2 separate regions of the Homo sapiens genome follow, and region 2 is linked to region 1. Evidence: chromatin loops called from intact Hi-C (ENCODE). Cell type or tissue: PC-3. All regions are shown on one strand.

Region 1 (2,500 bases):
TGGTTACCGGTTGGTCTAGGATGGCCTCAGGACAACTCTGTTCTTTAAACGTAGTCTCTCATGCTCCAGCAGGCCACCCCAGGCTTGCTTTCGTGGTAGAAGCAGGGTTCTGAGAGAGGCAAGTATCCCAGCCTTCTTGAGGCCTCTACTGGGTGGCATGACATCCCTTTTGCCGCATTCTGTCAGCCAAAGCAAGTCAAAGCCAGCCAGCTCTTGAAGGAAGGAGGTAAAAAGTTTACATCACAAAAGGTGTGGCTATGGGATGGAAAGTGAGGGGTGATAATTGTGGTCACTCTTGCAGTCAATCTACCACAGTGAGAAGGGTGCAGGTCGCAGCATTAAACAGGCTGGCAGGGAAAGCTCTCCCTGAGAAACTGACAGTTGGACAAAGACTCGAAGCAGATGAGGGAGCTGGTGAGGCAAGTGGTGTAGATAAGAGGGTGCCAGGTGGAGGGCATGGCTAGAGCAAAGGCCCTGGGGCAGGGACGCACCTGGGGCATTCCAGACACAGCAGGAGAGTGAGGCTGGAGGGCAGAGTGAGAGCAGCAGGGGAGGACAGAGAGGCCACCTGATGAGTGCAGGTCAAGGCAGGGACTCTGCCTTCCACCCTGAGTGACATGGAGGGGTGGGCGCTAGAGAGGTTTGGGCAGGAGGTCAGGATCTAACTTGCAGTTTTAAAAGATGATTTCAAGTTCTGTGTTGAGACTAGATAGTAGGGGGCAAGGGTCCAAGCAGGGGGACCTGATGGGAGGCTCCTGGGGAGGAGATGGTGACTCACGCCCTGGGAAATTCACAGCACCTGCCCCTAGACGCTGTGGGACGTCACATTCTAGGGCTGTTTTGAGGCTTGAATAAGATGCTGATGCCAAGTGTATAGCTCGGTGCTCAGGATATGACAGATGTTCAACAATGGAAAGTGGGTGGTGGTGTTTTGTTAAGGTGGGTGCTTTTAATAATTATTACATCAGAAGGAATCACTTCCTGATATTTTGGACCTGTTATTTGGTAAGTGTGGCACTTACCACCTTGCAACTTGAGTATTTATTCGCATTGCTATTTCCCAGCAAGACTGGGAGCTTCCTGAAGTCAGGGAATACATCTGCAGCCCGATAGTCCCAACTCTCAGCATCATGCCCAATGCACAGGTGAATGGAATGAATTCACTCCGCAGCGACTTCTGCTGTGAAGTCAAGGAGGGCTGGAGCTGCGTCTTAATTATCTCTATTTCCACGGGGCAAAGTCTAGTGTCTTCTCATAACCGGTGGGTCTATCTGATTGAATTACATTGTTTCCATGTCATCACCTGAATGTAAAATGTTTTCCTCTGAATTAGGAAGCTCTCATGAGCCCTCCAGAGTTCATGATTCCAGCTGGTTTCCTGCCAAGCTGAACGTCCTCCTGCAAGAAGGGCTGGGTCCTCCCTGATTTACATGGTTATTGGAGATGGAGCCCAGGAGGGGGAGGCAGAGGACAGCAAAAAGCAGGGAGAGGGAGCAGCACAGTCCAGGCGGCTCTCCAAGTCCTTCTTTCTCATCAGACCCGTAACACCGAGGTGGGCCTGAGCTCTCCTAAGCCTTTGCTGCTCCTTCCCTTCCTCAAGCCCTACCTATTTCTCTCCCCTTCCTCTGCTTTCTCTCCCTGCCTCCTCTTCCTTCCCTCCCTCCTACTCCTTCCCTCCCTCCTACTCCCTCAACACACCTGAGTGAGAGGCTGCTCAGGGACCAGGTAGGAAAATGGCAACAGCAATAGCGATAGGAGGCAACGAAGACCACCTTTCAGGGACAATGGGAGGGCAAGTGGGGGCGCCTTTTGGACCCCAGAGCTCTTTGCTTGAACTTCTTCTCAGCCCTGGCTCTGACCTGTCTTTACAGTGGCGGCAGCAGGTCCTCACAGTGCTTTCTGGGGGTGGGGTCCTGCAGTCTTGATGTGTGAAGCAGATCTCACTATCCTTGGAAGGACTCCATGGGATGGACAGGGTCACTGACAAGGAAGCCCTGGCTTAGAGTGGTGACCTGACATCTCTGGGGCCACACGGCTGGTGAGTGGTGACGCCAGGATCTGAACTCAGGAGGACCCAGGGTAGTCTCTTGGTGTCTACCACAGTAGCCCCCTGGCCACAGGAGGCTGGCTTTTGGGTGCTCCAAGTGTGGCTATCTGAGTTGAGATGTGCCGTAAGTGTAAAATAGACACAGGATTTCGAAGCATTAGAATGAAACACAGTATAATATATGGCATTAGGAATTTTTTATAATTTTTTATATTGGTTACTTGTTGACCTGGTTGTTTTTTGATATATTACATAAAATAAAGGTTGCTGAAATTCATTTGACCTTTTTCTTTTTACTTTTTTAAATGCACTATCAGAAAATTAAAAATTACATATATGGTTTACCATACAGTACTATTGGACAGCACTGGTCTACAATGTATGTCTTAAATCACTGCGTTCTACTGTGTCTGTATAACTGGTCCCACCCCACCCCTCAGCCCAGCTAGACTT
Region 2 (2,500 bases), 140 kb after region 1:
AAATCTGAGTTCCCAGATGCCCACTAAAAGCCAGTCTTGCAAACAGGCCTTGAAAGGGTTGCAGTCAGGCCTGCCATATTAACTCTTTTCTGCACAGCTCATAACCACTGCACCACTATTTATTACGTGCTTATTATGTGCACGGCATCATAATAAACCAAATTCACCATTTGGAGAATAACACCATTCATCTCTTTGGATGACGGTTTATAAGATAAATACTGTTTTTATCTCCTTTTTCAGATAAACAATTTGAGTTAGAATATCTTGTTCAAGGTGATAAAACAGCAATAAAGTAGTGAAGGAGGGTTTGAATCCAGGTTTATCTCACTCCAAAGTGCTTTGAAGGCTGGCTGGGGATGGGAGTAGGGATTGAAGGGAGAGGGCTGGAGAGGATGTGAATAGTGGTTATTCTTAAGTGAAGGTGTCGTGGATCATTTCTAGTTTCTACCTTTGGACATTTGTGTTGTCTAAGTTTTCCCCAATGGGTACATATTGTTTAACTGGAAAATTTGAAAATTACTTTAAGTAGAATTTTTAGTGAGTTTCCTTTAATATTTACATAAACCCAATTATAAGGGCAGCTTAATTGTCAGCGTGGAAGTAAGCACTGCTAAAGTACTTGAGGTCAGTTTTTTCTCTTAAACAGGATAAACATCTTCCTTATGATGTTGTTTACATATTGTGTTTGCTTAGCAAAACCTTTTTTTCCAAATAGTGCAAACCTAAATGATAGCTTGGCCCCAGCTGAATTAGCCCAGACAGTAACATGCTTTGATAACTAATAATCATCTCAAGTCAAAGATCCCTCTTCCAGCAAACCTCAAACCTTTTAGAGAGAATGAACTTCAGGATATTTTTAAACAACTTCAAAGAAGATGAAGCTTAATTTTTACCAATCTCAGTGAGTGAGGTCTTGGTATTATCAAGTGGGATATTATTTCTTGGAACTTAAAAAAAAAATAAGTCCCTTGACTTATTTAAAAGCCCAGCTGAACTCAAAGCACAGTTTCAACTACACAAAATCCAGAGTCCCGGGGAAGACGCCCTCAGCACACTGGCATGGGTTTACGTGCCCACAGGGTCTCCAGTGCTGAGAGCAATCAGAGAAATCGCTAATCATGGTTAACTTCTCTGTCTGGAGCTCCTGATAGAGACAGCCTGGGAAAAAAATGGGTGATCCTAGTTCCCGCTCGCTGAGCACCTGCCCTCACGCCCTTTGGTTTGTAAACTGCTGCTGGCTTCCTCCATCCAATGGCCATGGTGTCCACCCATGTGACCCCTCCTGGTTGCATCTGATAGAAAGAACCTGGGGAAAAATGGGTGATCCTAGTTCCTGCTCTCCAAGCAGCTGCCATCGTGTGTTTTGGTTTGTAAACTGCTGCTGGCTTCCTCCGTCCAATGGCCATGGTGTTCACTCATGCAGCCCCTCCTGGTGGCATTTCACAGTCCCTTTTTGCAGCTCCATTTCCATGTTTTGGGGGATTATCGTCTCCCATCCTGGTGCCTTCAGGGCCCTCTATGGTGAGCTCCGTGCATCCCCGTGTATTAGCTCTTATGGCTGCGGTGCTAGGGGTGCCATAACCGCACACCATGGACTAGACAACCCACCATGCATTAAACAACAGAAGTTTACCTTCTCACAGTCCTGGAGGCCAGGCGTCTGAGATCAAGGTGTCAGCAGGGCTGGTTTCTCCTGAGGCCTCTGTCTTCCCTGTGTCATCCCATGGGCTTCCCTCTGTACACATTTGAATACTAATCTCTCTCTTTTTTTTTTTTTTAACGGAGTCTTGCTCTGTCACCCAGGCTGGAGTGCAGTGGCATGATCTCAGCTCACTGCAACTTCTGCCTCCTGGGTTCAAAGGATTCTCATGCCTTCATGCCTCAGCCTCCCAAGCAGATGAGGTTATAGGTGTGCACCACCACACCTGGCTAGTTGTTTTTGCATTTTTAGTAGAGCTGAGGGTCTCACCATGTTGGCCAGGCTGGTCTCGAACTCCTGGCCTCAAGTGATCGGCCCGTCTTGATCTCTCAAAGTGCCGGGATTACAGGTGTGAGCCACTGTGCCTGGCCTGCTCTTCTTGTGAGGACACCAGTCTTGTTGTATTGGGGCCCACCCTAGTGACATCTTATACATCTATCTCTTCTTGAAATACATATCTCGAAATACAGTCGCATGTTGAGGCACTGGGGGTTAGGACTTCGATATATAAATTGGAGTGAATGGGAGAAAGGAGACACAATTCAGCCCATACCAGCTGCAGTAACAAATTACAAGTTTAGCAGCTTAAATAACAGAAACTTATTATCTTACATTTCTGTAGGTCAGAAATCTGATACCAAGCCTCACTGGGCTGAATCAAAGTGTTGGCAGCTCCTTTCCATGGGCACTGGATAGAGTCTGTTTTCTTGCCTTTTCCAGCCTCTAGTGATGCCCATCCTTATCTTCAAAGCCGGCCTGGCCAGTGAGTCCTTCTCACATTGCGCCTTTCCAGCCTTC

What was found. Hi-C counts contacts between places; a loop is a spot of excess contacts. Peaks named below come from ENCODE experiments on the same cell type or tissue, not always from the same donor. Only the 100,000 strongest peaks of a DNase experiment are listed, where the experiment ranks them.
Region 2: a loop joins it to region 1, with 5 times the contacts of the local background. A loop is called at or near these places in 2 of 110 quality-filtered maps.

Annotation. Positions count from the first base shown.
Region 1 is chr1:13,964,529-13,967,028 of GRCh38, forward strand. It overlaps a transcript of KAZN not described here. Among named protein-coding and RNA genes, the nearest start is that of PRDM2, 270 kb to the left of the region's middle. In PC-3, a CTCF peak has its summit at 1,453 (motif pointing right); a DNase peak (open chromatin) is centred at 1,463.
Region 2 is chr1:14,101,148-14,103,647 of GRCh38, forward strand. It overlaps a transcript of KAZN not described here. Among named protein-coding and RNA genes, the nearest start is that of KAZN-AS1, 320 kb to the right of the region's middle. In PC-3, no CTCF peak of the experiment used is centred here; no DNase peak of the experiment used is centred here.